Linked DNA regions of Homo sapiens: region 1 is linked to region 2. A link is a loop called in an ENCODE intact Hi-C map of the cell type or tissue named here. Cell type or tissue: GM12878. All regions are shown on one strand. Links, peaks and the distances in the headings refer to the core of each region. The heading gives the core; the rest is flanking DNA. Region 1 overlaps LOC107984788 (a long non-coding RNA gene). Region 2 overlaps PCAT29 (prostate cancer associated transcript 29).

Region 1 (7,625 bases), core at 3,331-5,830, 75 kb before region 2:
ACACATATTTGTTATCTCCTAAGCTGGACTGTGGGTCTCTCATGGTTAGGGACCTAGCGGCATACCTCTGAACCTCCTTATCTTACACATAGCACAGGGCTGGGTACACCGTTGATATCCAGTGACTGTTTCTCAATTGATTGATAAACTCAGATGAAAATAACTCAATAGGAGAAAGCTATATATGACAAGGAATCTTTCAGAGGTCCTGTTTTATTTCTTCCTTTGTTGTAAAAATAACAAATGGAAAGAAGTACATTATTAAAGTCAGCAACATCTCTCCCCGCACCTGACAAGAATGGTCTTGCACATTTTTTTTGCCATATCCCTTGACAGCACCAGGACACTTCTCATTCCATAGTCTCATCCAACCTTCAAGAGAATCCTTGAAAAGGAAACAGGGAACCGCAGGTGCATAACGTCCCATTCTACAGTCAAGTGAAGTGAGGCCCAGCAACATGATCTCACTTACTCCAAGATGGAGCATTGAGTCATTGGTAAAACCCCGCCCATGAAGGAGGTCTCCTAACTCTTGGCCCTTGGATGTTTTGAGGTGGACACTGATTCCACTGAAAGAGAATTTTCTACCACTAATCAAGGAGACAGAGGTTTTATAAATGATACCTTATTTATTCTTCATGGTGTCCTTGAAAATGACCTATCATCATCTCCTTTGTATCCATGAGGAAACTGACACTCTGAGAGGTGAAGTGACCTGCCCAAGGTCACGGAGAAGAGGTGGGGCCAGGCTCTCATTTCCCAGTACCCACTGAGCACACTCTAGGCATGTGGGCTGAGCCTACTGCCGGGCTGTGAATCTCTCCCCCCTGTTCTCTGGTTCCTTGATTCACAGGAAGTTCAGGTCAACCACATCCTGCCACGTCTTTGCAGACAAGATAACGATCCCCACCACCACCATTCTCTGTCCCACCACAGCCCAGCAAGGGCAGACAGGCTTCCTTTACTCTTTTGATAACCACTGTATGTCACAGCTAAAAGGGGCCTAACTCTGAGTTTCCCTCCTTTAAAATCATCTGGTCCACATGCTAATGGTCCAGAATCCCCAGGTCATCTCTATAGCTTGAAATAATCATTCTAAAGTAGGGGTCCAGGAATCTGTATTTTTAACAAGCATCCTGAGTGATTCAATGAGTGTTCAAGTTTGGGAAACCACTAGTTAAACCCTGCTGGGATGACTTTTCCCTGTCATCCCAGTAGTGTAGGCTGGGTTGTATCTTTGTCATACTTACTGTGTCTGTTATAAGGGGCCACTGAATGCTACTGAATTTGTACTTTGCCATTAAGGAAGAAGGCCTGGAAAGTTAATTAAGCCAGCTTGAGATCTAACCCGTCCAGCTCTGCATAAGCAAGAGGAATGATGCATTTGGAGGCCCTCCTGAAGAACTCCCAGCATGCCAGCCTAAGTCCACATGTTCATCATCTGAAGCCACCTTCTTGGAGTGATCTGGAACTGACCCTCAATCCACAAACATTAACCTTTAGCCCAGCAGTAGGCAAACTACTTCCTACAAGCCAAAGCCTGCTGCTTGTTTTTTGTGAAGTTTTATTGGCACAGAGCCACACCCATTTGTTTATATATTGTTTATGGCTGCTTTTGCACTACTATGGCAGAATAAAGCCTAAAATATTTACTATCTGGCGCTTTACAGAAAAAGTTTGCCAACCCCTGCATTATCCCATCTATCAACCAGCAAAGCTTCATTCCTGTGGCTGTATCAGATGGCCTCTGGCTTTCCCAGTCATGTACCCACAGTATCACAGCAGCAGAGTGCTTGAGCACCTCGTAGGGACTTTAAAAACATGTTGAATGAAGAACCATCACAATGAGCTATTTCAATTTCCATTATGCAAATGAAAAAAATCACAGCTTTTAGAAACATTAATTATGTAAGCCAAGGTCTAAGAGTTAGAAAGTGCTAGAATTAGACCGGGAACAGTGGCTCATGTCTGTAATCTCAGCACTTTGGGAGGCCAAGGCAGGCAGATCACCTGAGGTCAGGAGTTCGAGACCAGCCTGACCAACATGGTGAAACCCCATCTCTACTGAAAATACAAAAATTAGCTAGGCATGTTGGCAGCTGCCTATAATCCCAGCTACTTGGGAGGCTGAGGCAGGAGAATCACTTGAACCCAGGAGGCGGAGGTTGCAGTGAGCCGAGATCACGCCATCGCACTCCAACCTGGGCAACAAGAGCAAAACTCCGTCTCAAAAAAAAAAAAAAAAAGTGCTAGAATTAGAATTTTTATTGATCCCAGGTACAATATTTTGTCCTATCAACTTGAGGCAGTGATCAGGCAGAATCTTGCCGGAAATGTGCAGAAATGGGGCCTAGGGTAGGTCTTTTGGATGAAGGACCTGGATCTTGGGGCTAGGAGAGATGGGAAGGCCCTAGGAAAGAATGAAGAATTATCTGAAAGGATAAGCAGGCCTTGTCCTGCTGGGAAAATAGGTACCTTGAGAATATATTAAGCTAATTCATATTACAGTGTTAGCTTCTTTCTGGACCTGCTGTGACAAAGTTAATGGAGCTTTTTCACCTGGGGGTAAAGGAGGGTACATCAAGGAGCACAGAGAAGGGAGAGCAGAGTGAGTCAGGCACGCTTACCAGAATACGACTCAAACCGAACCAGGTCTCAGTGGTGTTGAGTCACTGGGGCATCAGTCAGGAGCCTGGGCAGCCACCTGGCAGTGGGACTGCGGTGGAGGTGCCCACCCCAGGGGATGCCTGGGCCCAGTGAACATGAAGCCCTTCCCAGCTCTGAGGTTCTCAGAACCCTTTGTGGCTTGAGTTAGCCCTGACACTCTCCCATCCACTTTACGGAGAAGCATTAAAGCCACCGAACACCCCCTCTTGAATCTGATGAGATTCAGCTTTGTCAGACCCACTTTCCCAAGACAGTCATAGAAAATGGGGGATTCTCTGGGTTGGCTGTTTGGAATTCTTCCCCAGATAAATCACGCCCACGAGGTAGCACCAACAATATGTAGTCTCTGTTTCTTTAAAGTGAAAGAGAATATAAAACTGAATGCCAAAGACTCTATTTTGTTGTTTTTTCCTCTAACCTTTATAGTTATCGCACTTACACTGAATTCACCAGGAGGTTGTTCCGTTATAGCATGCATTGATTCTCTCCAAAGCACTCACTTTAGCTTGCAAAGAAACAACTCTACGTTTTTGCACTCATATTTCATTGCATTATGAAATGATGGATTGCATTATTTAATCAGAGTAACAGGTACAGGTTGAGAAGAAATACAAATAGCCCTCAGTAAGCACACACAGCTCAACCAATGGAAACATATGTGCCCAGGAAAACTGGAGAGAAGCTTCAGTTGGAGCTGCTAGCTTCAAGGGTTTAGTGTATCCCAGGCATGGGCACAGTGCTAGCTGAGTAGTGTGGAGAGTCTACATTAATCTAGCAAGCTGGTCCATTGCAGGTTGCTCAAGAGGGCTTCTGCTGTTTAACTGCACGCAGATGCCACAGCCCTTTGTCACGGACAGAGCACTGTCCAGCGTAATCCTCATGGCCCTTTAAGGGAGGCAGAGAAGATTTTCATATAGGAAAAATGAGGATCAGAGGCCTTGAGTGACTTTCTCAGAGACAAATGTGCAGTAATTACCTCCTTCGTGTCTGTACTGCAGGAGCCCAGCACAGAGTGGACACATGGAAAAAAAGGCCACCGTTTATGAAACAGAAGTGATAGAGCCAGGCCCCAAACCAGGTGGATCTGCTTTGAGAGCCCATGTTCTTTCAACTCACTGATGAACATTTGTGAAATGCACACTATTTGTCAAGAATTATGGCTGGCCCAGATACAAAAGATAGGGCCTATTACTTCTCACCTGTTTAGGGCCATGTGTTTTCCAGCTCTTATTTTTCTCCCCACCTTTCTCCTGGAAAAAAAAACAAAAACTTGTTTTAAAAGGCTCAATTCTTCTGTCTCCTTTGGTGTTAATTCTTCTGCAAAATAGCCTGGGAAGAAACAATTGATTTGAATTATGCCAAAGCTTTTCAGAAGTGGGGATGGACAGAGTGCCCCCCATCCAGTCTCACCTTTACTCTCCACCCCATTTCCTACTTCCACCTCCAAGACTTCCCACACTTATGCAAAACATCCTGGCTGAGTCTCACCAAGAGCTCTAGGGGAAACCCTAAACCTCAGAGTGAAATGAAGGGGCTGATTTGCCCCTGGGGAAATTAGACACAAACAAGGCTGGGGTGAACCACCAGTCTTGAAACTGTTTCTCTGGATTAGTCACAGGGTTACCCACTCATGAATGTTCCTCCCACCTCCTCACTTCAGGCTCTGTTATTCTAGAGGGCTGGCCTGGTTACAAGGGTAGCCAGATTAACTAGGGTCTAAATGGGAGAGCTGGGGCACGGATCATTCACCAAAGAAACCGCAGCGACCTTCCGCCTGGGTGGGGCTTCTCTTCTTTTAACCTCCCGCGAAACTGCTAGTCAGCAGCTCTGTTTCCTGCCATTGCTCGAGGAGATCTTCATGAGTTTCATAGGAGTAGGATTGTGCCTTCAATCCATCATCTTTCTAGGGAAGGTAGCAGTATTTCATTGGCTTATTTCTTAACAAATAATATATTAAAGACTGCTTTCCTCCAGGTACCTGTTAGACACTAGGAATATAGTGGTAAGCAAAGAACTGCTTAGGAGTCTTGCTCTTGTGTTTTTGATGGTTGATCTCAGGTTGTTTAAGAGGCTTCTGCTGTTCAACTGCATATGCGACAGCCCTTTTACATGAACAGAGAGAACTGTCCAGTAATTTAATCCTCATGGCCCCTCAAAGGTGGCAGAGAAAATTTTCATATAGGAAATTAGGATCAGAGGCATTAAGTAACTTTCTCAAAGACAAACGTGTGGTAATTATCTCTTTTATGTCTGTACTGCAGGAGCCCAGCACAGAGTGGACACGAGAAAAGAAATTCTATTGTTTATGAAACAGAAGTGATAGAGCTGGGCCCCAAATTGGGTATATCTGTTTTGAGATTGCTTTGTAACACATATACATCAAATAACTGCTAGAGACCAGGGCAAGGGGGTTCTGTCTGTTTGGTTCACTGCTATATGGTTAAGGCCAAGAAAAGTACCTGGCATACAATAGACATTCAATAAGCATTTGTTGGATGGATGGATGGATGGATGGATGACCCAAACAATTGCAGGTCATGCTGAATGTAAGAATTAAACGTAACATGGATGAGAATGCATCACGGGATTTATCATCTCTTTTGGGTCTGGGGAAGACTTCTTTGCAAAAAATGATAACCCAGACAAGATTCAAGGGGTGAGCAGGAGCTGGCTAAAGGAAGGAGAAGATAGTGGCAGGAGGAGCCACGCAGACACAAGGAATAGCTTGGGTGAAGGTCTTGAAGCAAGAGGGAGCACAGTTTATGAAAGGATGCTGAAGAAAGTTTCCAGAGCTGGAGGACAAGTGGGAAGGAAGGGTTGGTTCAAGGTGACTCTGGAGGGGACAGCAGAGCAGATCCTAGTGGCCTGAGAATAGAACCCTGACCTCTTCCACAGAGCAAGGAGGAATCACTAACCTATGTTCAGCAGGAATCAATGTGGCCAGACTTGCACTGGCATCACAAGTTGAAGTGCTTTTAGGAAGGTCCATTTGGGAGTGTCTAGGTATACATGACCAATGGGAGATGATGAACTTGCCATAGCTTTTAAAGTTTAAAGTGACACATTTCTAGCCTACTACTATTTCACCTTCACATCATTACATAATGTATTTTAACAAATACCGATATTGCATTACTATGTGACAGATGTCATTCTAAGTGCTTTGCAAATATAAACTCTCACATTGGCCTTGTGACATTGGTGCTAATTATTATCCTTTTTAAAAGATGAGGCAACTGGGCTGGGGCATTTAAACCAACACAGCAGATGACAGAATGCCAGAGTCTTCCTCAATTCCTGTGATGCATGGAGGACTCCAGAAGTCTCCATGTGCCCTGTGGAGGGTGTGCAAGGAGACTGGCCTTGGAGCTGCAGTGGGTGAGGTAGCTGGGGAAGACAGATGGGGCTGGAATGAGAGTCAGTCTGCTTTCAGGGGATCCACAGCACCAGCGACAGTACAGTGGGGCCTTGTTGACAGGAAGAGATGGTGCTCTGTGCCTGGGCCCTGCTGCAAACCTAGCATCTCTCCACACAATCCTAATATCCCTTCAGTTTTTCCTCCACCAGGTCATCTGCTTTGCAGATTCTATGTCTTCCTCTTTCTTGGTTGACCGCCTCATTTTAGCAGAACAGTCCCTCCAGCAGCATCCTGAGACAAGGAGAATGCAAGGAAAATGTGGGGGGACTGTCATTTAAAAAATTCTTTAGCGCTCTTGTGGGTTGCTATTTGGCTGGGCATAAATTCTATTTCACAAGTCACTTTTCTTCAGAATTTTAAAGATACTGCTTCTTTGCTTGTAGTTTTCAGTGTTGCTGCTGAGAAGCTCACACTCAATTAATAGTTTGGCTGGGTATAGAATTCTACAGCCTCAGTCAGCCTCCTGAGCCACTGTTGAGGAATCCAACGCCATCCTGTACCCTGATCTTTTATATATGTTTTTGTTTTTATTTGCTTTTCGTTTTTCTTTTCTGGAAGCTTTTGATATTTTTTCTTGATCTATGGTATTCTGAAATTTCCTAATAATTTGCCTCGATGTGGATCTTTTTGTCATTTGCTGTGTTTAGCATGTGGTAGATTCCGATAAGTAAGCTCATGGCTTCAGTTGTGGGAATTTTATTTTTGTATTTTTCCTTGAATATTTTCTTCCCCTTGTTTTCTCCATTTTTCTCTTTTTGGGACGTTTAACTTTTTGGATGCTGGATATCCTTGATGGATCCTCCAATTTTCTTATCTTTCTTTCCTATTTCCAATCTGTTTATCTTTTTGTTTTACTTTCTGAGCATTCTCCTCATCTATCAAATGTGTTATTTTTTAAGGTTTTTTTTGGACTATTAATTTTAATTTTCAAGAGCTCTGTCTTATTCTCATTTGATCCCCACTCTTTCTTTTTACATTCATTTTTATTTTCTTAGATGCAATATCTTCTCATCTCTGTGATGATGTAACTTGTAATTTTTTGAAGTCTACTCACGTTTAAAATGGGTCACTAAAGATCTGATGAAAAGCTCCATAGGGTTGAAAAGGGCTTTTCAGTTGGCAGAACTCACTGCAAGGTAATAATGTGGGAAGCTAACCATTTCACTGAGGAACCAATCATCAGGAATATTCCTATTTTGTAGATGAGACTAGTCACTGAGAACATAAGTAATTTACCCAAGTTCATATAGCTAGTAACTGGTGTGCTGAGATTCAAACCAAGAACATCTCATTCCAGAAGCAGTGTGCTAAACCACTGTGCTGCACTGCACTGCCTCTCAGAGCAGCAGCAGCTAACATTTAACAAGTGCTTTCTGTGTACCAGACACTGTTCTAGGTACCCAAAAATCATTTAATTTAATCCTCATAATAACATTTTGAAGTAGCCACTTTTGTTAGCCCCATTACTGACCAGCAACTTGAAGCACAGAGAAGGTAAACCACTTGCCCAAGATCACACAGCTGGTAAGTGCTGGAGATG
Region 2 (7,625 bases), core at 2,301-4,800:
CGTCAAAAGCCAAGAGAGGCTGAAAGCTAGACCTCTCACAGCAAACAGCCAAGTTGTGAACGCAAAGGAAAAATTCTTGAAGGAAATGAAAAGTGCTACTCCAGTGAACACACGAATCATAAGAAAGTGAAACAGCCTTATTGCTGACATAAAGTCTGAGTGGTCTGGATGAAAGATCAAATCAGCCACAACATTCCCTTAAGCCAAAGCCTAATCCAGAGCCTAATCCTCTTTCAATTCTATGAAGGCTGAGAGAGCTGAGGAAGCTGTAGAAGAAAAGTTGGAAGCTAGCAGAGGTTGGTTTATGAGGTTTAAGGAGAGAAGCCATCTCCAGAACATAAAAGTGCAAGGTGAAGCAGCAAGTGCTGACAGAGAAGCTGCAGCAAGTTATCCAGAAGATCTAGCTAAGATGGCTGATGAAAGTAGCTACACTAAACAACAGATTTTCAATGAAGATGAAACGGCCTACTCTTGGAAGAAGTTGCCATCCAAGACTTTCATAGATAAAGAAAAGTCGGCTGGGCATGGTGGCTCACTCCTGTAATCCCAGCACTTTGGGAGGCTGAGGCGGGTGGATCACAAGGTCAGGAGCTCAAGACCAGCCTGACCAAAATGGTGAAACCCCATCTCTACTAAAAATACAAAAATTAGCCGGGCGTGGTGGCATGCGCCTGTAGTCCCAGCTACTCGGGAGGCAGAGGCAGGAGAATTGCTTGAACCCGGGAGGCAAGAGGTTGCAGTGAGATGAGATCATGCCACTGCACTCCAGCCTGGGCAACAGAGTGAGGCTCCATCTCAAAATAATTAAAAAAAAAAAAAAGAAAAGAAAAGAAAAGAAAAGTCAGTGCCTGACTTCCATGGCAAAGGACAGGTTGACTCTCTTATCAGGGGCTAATGGAGCTGGTGACTTTAAGTTGAAGCCAATGCTCCTCCTTTACCATCACCAAAATCCTAGGGCCATTAAGAACGATGCTAAATCTACTCTCCCTGTGCTCTATCAGTGGAACAACAAAGCCTGGATGACAGCACATTGGTTTACAACATGGGTTACTGAATATTTTAAGCCCAATTTTGAGACCTACTGCTCAGGAAAAAAAGATTCCTTTCAAAATATGACTGTTCATTGCCAATGGACCTGGTCACCCAAAAACTCTGATGGAGATGTATAAAGAGATGTACAATTGATGTTGTTTTCATGCCTGCTAACACAACATCCAATCTCAGCCCTTAGCTCAAAGAGTAATTTCAACTTTCAAGTCTTATTATTTAAGAAATAATTTTTTAAAAGTTTTAGCAGTCATAGATAGTGATTCCTTGGAAGGATCTAGGAAAAATAAATTGAAATCTTCCTGGAAAGGATTTCCCCTTCTAGATGCCATAAGAACACTTGTGATTCATAGAACGTGGTCAAAATAGCAACATTAACAGGAGTTTGGAAGAAGTGGATTCCAACTCTCATGGATGACTTTGAGGGCTTCAGACTTCAGTGCAGGAAGTAACTGCAGAAGTGGCAGAGACATAAAATGACAAGTGGAGCCTAAAGATGACATTGAATCATTGCAATTTTATGATAAAGCTTCAGCAGATGAGGAGTTGCTTCTGACAGATATGCAAAGAAAGTGGTTTCTTGAGGTGGAATCTACTGGTGCTATGAACATCGTTCAAATGACAACAAAGTATTTAGAATATCAAACTTAGTTGATAAAGCGGGAGCAGGGATTAAGAGGATTGACTCCAATTTTGAAAGAAGTTCTGCTGTGGATAAAATGTTGTCAAAAGCTACAGAGAAATCTTTTTTGAAAGGAAGAGTCAATTGATGCAACAAACTTCATTGTTTTTGTCCTTTAAGAAATTGCCACTGTCATCCCAATCTTCAGTAACCACCACCCAGATCAGTCAGCAGCCATCAACACTGAAGGAAGACCCTCCACCAGCAAAATGTTTATGACGACTTGAAGATTCTGATGATCGTTAGCATTTTTTATCAATAAAGTATTTTTAATTAAGGTATGTACATTGTTTTTTAGACAATGCTATTGCTTACTTAATAGACAACAGTATCATGCAGACACAACTTTTATATGCACTGGGACACCAAAAAAATTGTGTGACTTGTTTTATTGTGATATTTGCTTTATTGTGGTAGCCTGGAACCAAACCTGCAATATCTCTGTGGTGTGCCTGTGTCAGAGTAGGGACCTGGTGCTCAGGCATGGCAAACCTGCCCACGGAGCCCCACTGCCCCCACCTCACAGACCTCTGCCTTTGCCAGGCTGCTCACCATCCACAGGCCACACGACTGATCAAGGCCCAGATGACCTTTCATTTGCAAGCACTTGAGCACGCGCAGGAGAATTCAGCAGTACAGGGCAGGCTGTGGCAAAACCATGCCTCCCTTCACCCCAGTCCAGATCCCAGACTCTGGAATCTCTAGAGACTGAAACTGCAAATAAATATGTGACAAGTCTGAGAAATTTGCCTCCTTCAAAGCATTAGTGTCATTGCTGCAAGTGTGTGGATTCTCCACTTGGTGGATTTGTGTCTGCCTCCAATTCCTCGCTTTGTTTTACCTAAGGGCTTTTCTAGTATCTTTGGCAATGAGATCTGGAAATGAGTTGGCATCTGGTCTAATCGTTTGGTGGAGTAAGTCTGGTTCCCCACCTGTCAGCTGGAGCTCCCTAGCTTCCTTAACATCTAGATCCGTGTGGCTGGAAACACTAAACCCTGCCTTATGGTTCAAGGTCTCCCCTGAGACTTCACTTGGTTAGGCCAGAGCTTAGGGCCCCAGCATGGCCTCAGCCTCCTGGGCCCTCCCTCATGCACCACATGGAGGTATGGAGCAGGGCACAGGGGAAGAGAGGGCCCTGGAGGCTGAGTCTCTTCCCTGGGCAGCTCAAACCTGCCACATAGAGCATCAGACAGGACAGGAAAGACATCCTAATATAGCTCTGAGCACACTGCATGACAAATGTTCTAGGGCCACACTCTCATTCTTTTTTTCTCTCCCACTTAGAAAAGTGGCAAAGTAGCACCACAGTCTGCTTCCTAAAGGCCTTCCCACTTCACCCCGTCCCCAAAACCCACCACACATTTCTCACGGGCTCTGCCACCCATAAAGCATCCTAGCATCTCATCATCTTTCTGGCTACTCTGTCTTCCTCCTTCTTTTTCTCTGTTTTTTGTTTCCTTTCTATTTTTTTTTCTAATCTCCCCTCTCAGGAGCAAAAGTGAGAAGGTTTCCATCTTCAGCAACAAGCTAGCTTATTCTCTGGGAGTCCAGCTGGGGCATTTGCCCTCCAAGTTTCTCTCTCCAGTCCAGTGACTTATCCAGAAAGTGTCTCAAAGTCAGTTCCCATTCCATGTGGAATGTTAGTTCCAGCTGTTAGGACAGTAAATGTTTCACCTCATTACTAATGTGTGTATACACACACACACACACATATATTACATATAGCTGTAGCTATAAAATCACATATCTCAATATCTTCATATATAGACAAATTGTGCATAAGCAATCCTTATGAGCAATGTTTTAAATGATGCGCTAATTGTCATATCTTCATAAAACTAACATGACTGGCCCTCCCTTCTCCGGTTCCCCTTCTCACTCCCTTCCTCCCACACCGTTACCTTTCCGCCGTTGCAACTCCCATCCCAGGTGTGCTATAAAGCACACTAGGTGTAAATAGTTGTCATCCTGAGAGCTGAGCAAGGCAGCTATGCTTGACCATGTGTGTTCCCAGGGGAACCCCAGTGCCATCGAGGCTGTCTTGTAAGGACCGTGAGGGCTGGCCCCTCGCTGATCTGTGACTTGTGGTTTCTTCTAGATGAGTCAGCCAAGGTGGGGACGTGAAATGAATCAAGCAGATGTGTGTCAATGATGCTCTGAAGAATGATGCCAGCACTCATGGCTTCACACAAAACAGCCCCAGAACTCCTGGCTTTAGATGTACATCCAGGCCAGGCTCTCCCAACCTCAGCACAGTTCAGATAATATGGACTGCCCTGTACACTGAAGGATGCTTAGCAGCATCCCAGGCCTCTACCCACTGGATGCCAGGAGTACCCCCAAGCCCTCAGCTGGGACAACCAAAAATGTCTCCTGATATTGCCAAATGTCTCCCTGGAAAGTAAAAATCACCCCTCAGCTGAGAATCAGTGCTCTATAACTGTATAGATAAATATTGTCTATACAGCAATGTATACATACATATAAACAATTAAATATTTATATGTCCTTATTTTAAGTTGGCATCTGATATAAACTTTTCATTCAATCAGCATATGCACAAAACAGAAATGTGACATATTTTCTTCCTTTTCTTTTAAAAATTAATGTCTTCTGTGATAATAGTGACATTTGTGATAACTAAATAAATAGAACCATCATATATCTTTCTGTGAAGCTGGCATTGAAGCAGCAGTGAGAAGGGAGTTTTGGAGTGTCAGTTGCCTTCCCCTGGACCCACCATGGCTCCTGCCTCCTGGAGCTTTGAGAATGCAGATGGACTGTATAAACCAAAAATAAAATTCTAAGTTCCCCCAGCCATCTGAATGGACCCCTCCTGTTGGCCAAGGGCATTCCAAAGTTAACCTGAAAAATGAATTCAGGACATGATGGGAACAGAGAGCTGGACATGCCTCATTATACCCTCCTCCCTTTTGGAATTACTGATAGAAGACTCTTTAAATCTGATAAGAAACATTTACAGTCTATTCTTGACTGGGTGCAGTGGCTCATGCCTGTAATCCCAGCATTTTGGGAGCTGAGGCAGGTGAATCACTTGAGGTCAGGAGTTCCAGACCAGCCTAGTCAACATGGTGAAACCCCATCTCTACTAAAAATACAAAAATTAGCTGGGCATGGTGGCAGACACCTGTAATCCCAGCTACTCAGGAGACTGAAGCACAAGAATCGCTTGAACCCAGGAGGTGGAGGTTGCAGTGAGCCGAGATTGCACCACTGCACTCCAGCCTGGGCAACAGAGCAAGACAGGAAAGGAAAGGAAAGGGAAAGGAAAGGAAAGGAAAGGAAAGGAAAGGAAAGGAAAGGAAAGGAAAAAGGAAAGGAAAGGAAAGGAAAGGAAAGGAAAGGAAAGGAAAGGAAAGGAAAGGAAAGGAAAGGAAAGGAAAGGAAAGGAAAGGAAAGGAAAGGAAAGGAAAGGAAAAGAAAAGAAAGAAAGAAAGAAAGAAAGAAAGAAAGAAAGAAAGAAAGAAAGAAAGAAAAACATTTACAATCTATTCTCTCTGAAGCCTCCTACCTGGAGGCTTAATCTGCATGATAAAACTCTGGTCTCCACAACCCCTTATCGTAAACCCAGATATTCTTTTCTATTGATTCCAAGTCTTTAGATAATAATTCTTTCAACCAATTACCAATCAGAAAATCTTTGAATTAGGTTGTCCCACCTTTCCCGACTGAACCAATGTATTTTACACATATTAATTGATGATTTATGTCCTCCTAAAATGTATAAAATCAAGTTGTAGCCTGACCATCTTGGGCACATGTTCTCAGAATCTCCTGAGAGCTGTGTCACAGGCCATTGATCACTCATATTTGGCTCAGAATAAACCCCTCCAAATACATTACAGAGTCTGACTCTTTTCGTTGACAACAATTAGGGGTCCTAGTCACTTGGCATTTGTCTTCTCTAGCCAAGACACCTCAGAGATCCCTGTGCAAACCAATTCAAAGGGGAAAGGAAAGATGAGCTGATCTTCAGTTACACAGGATTGCCAGCTACGTCAGCCCCAATATAGTACATTCTCAAGATAGGATAGATTATGGTGCAATAAAACATAATCCAAAAAACTGCAGTGGTGTAAGGCATTCCAGGTCTGTTTCTCTCTCATCTTCACGGCAATTACAGGTCATGCTCTATGTTGCTGTTATCTCATTCTGGGCTAAGCAACCACACTGGGGAACATGGGGAAGTACATACTCACTCGGAAAGTGCCTGCCTCAAAGTGGATGTCACTTCTCTCACATTTCATTGACCAAATCAAGTCACATGCCGATGCCTGAATTCAACAGGTGCCTCCTGCAGAAGGAGGACAGGGAATTAATGGACAATCATAGAGCTCAGCACACATGCTTAACTTCTCTACTCAGAGGTTCCTTCAGTGCCTCCCAGCACACTAGGGCCCCACCCTATCCTGTCCGATGCCAACCCTCTTCTCTTCTTCAGCTGGACATTTTCCAAAGTCTCTCTCCTCTCCCACCCCCAGCTAGTAATAATTTTCAGAATCTTCATCATTAGCTACCATATCTCCACCCCCTTCCATTCATCAAAGATAATCAAGACATCATTTTTAAACCCAAAGTCTAAGCTTCCCTTCCAATTCTGGACTCACAGGACTTATTTCTCAGGACTGTTTAAAAAGAGAGCTTACAGCAGGGTTTCTAGGCAATGGCACTCTTGACATTCTAGACTGGATAATTGTTTGTTGTAGGGGGTTGTCCTGGTCATTGTAGGATGTTTACCAGCATCCCTGGCTTCTACCCACTAGATATCTGTAGCACTCCCCAAGTTATGACAACCAAAAACATCTTCCGATTGCCAAATACCCACTGGGAGGAAGGGGACAAAATTGTTCCCAGTTGAAAACCACTAGTCTACAGAAGTTCCAGCCCATTGCTGCTCCTGGCTAATTATTTATTTATATTACATGAATCTACTGAGTACTTGCTAAGTGTCTACCCCTTCATCAACAAACACATGCTGGGCACCTACTTCAGACACTGGCTGAAGGCAAGAGGTGCCAAGATCACATAGGTGTGGTCCCTGCCCTCCAAGCACTCACAAACAGTGCAAGCCAGCAGACATGTTAAAATATAAGTTCGGCACAATACAATACGTTCATGGCTCTGTGAGCAAATTGCCATGCGAGCTCAAGACAGAAGCCTTTGGCAGGGAAAACTACACAAAGAAGTTAAGAACACTGGAAAGTAATGATGCTTCATGTTTATACCATACGTTGTGATTTGCAAAGCACTTTCACATATGTTATCTGCCTTGATCCTGAAACAACCTTGAGAGGTGGTTGTTGCTCTCCCCATTTTGCAGATAAGAAAAGCGAGGTTCAAAAGGATTCAGCCACTCCCTAGGTCGCACAACAATTGAGTGGCAGAAGTGGGACTATTTCTGCCACTAGTTGGGTGCCCCAACTCCAAAATTGTTTTCTCCTATTCCCCTGCAGAACTTAGGAAGGCTGCGGGGAGCTGAAGGGCCATTGATGCCACAGCAGGAAGATCATACTTCCCACACCCATGTACCCAAGGCGAAGGTGCCTGGCCTCAAGCAAGATTAGGACTGTTAGATCAGGAACACGGAATGTGAGGAGAAGAGAAACAGTCAACTCTTTTCATTTCAAAATAGAACTTTGGTACTCATAGCAGAGACAAGTTCTTGAAAGATAAGGCTTTTGATTTGCAAAAACTGTTTTTTTTTTTTTTCCAGTTCTAAAAGCCTAGTTTTAGCATCATCAGAAGCAAAGCTCTGAAGGAATTGGGGCATAAAGTCTAGATTAGAAAAAGGAGAGCTGGAGAACCAGACTGCCATGCTGCCGAGATTAGACATGGATAACTAAGAGGGGTGGGGTGGGCGGAGGCAGAGGTGAGA

What was found. Hi-C counts contacts between places; a loop is a spot of excess contacts. Peaks named below come from ENCODE experiments on the same cell type or tissue, not always from the same donor. Only the 100,000 strongest peaks of a DNase experiment are listed, where the experiment ranks them.
Region 1: a loop joins it to region 2, with 5 times the contacts of the local background. A loop is called at or near these places in 4 of 110 quality-filtered maps.

Annotation. Positions count from the first base shown.
Region 1 is chr15:69,752,448-69,760,072 of GRCh38, reverse strand. LOC107984788 (a long non-coding RNA gene) reads right to left here. Exons shown (of 3, transcript XR_001751592.3): 1 at 7,557-7,625; 2 at 3,867-3,917. Among named protein-coding and RNA genes, the nearest start is that of LINC00593, 79 kb to the left of the region's middle. In GM12878, for the core only: no CTCF peak of the experiment used is centred there; a DNase peak (open chromatin) is centred at 4,292.
Region 2 is chr15:69,675,965-69,683,589 of GRCh38, reverse strand. PCAT29 (prostate cancer associated transcript 29) reads right to left here. Exons shown (of 4, transcript NR_126438.1): 3 at 5,950-6,044. Among named protein-coding and RNA genes, the nearest start is that of PCAT29, 88 kb to the right of the region's middle. RefSeq lists enhancers at 3,507-3,676, 3,725-4,014. In GM12878, for the core only: no CTCF peak of the experiment used is centred there; a DNase peak (open chromatin) is centred at 3,789.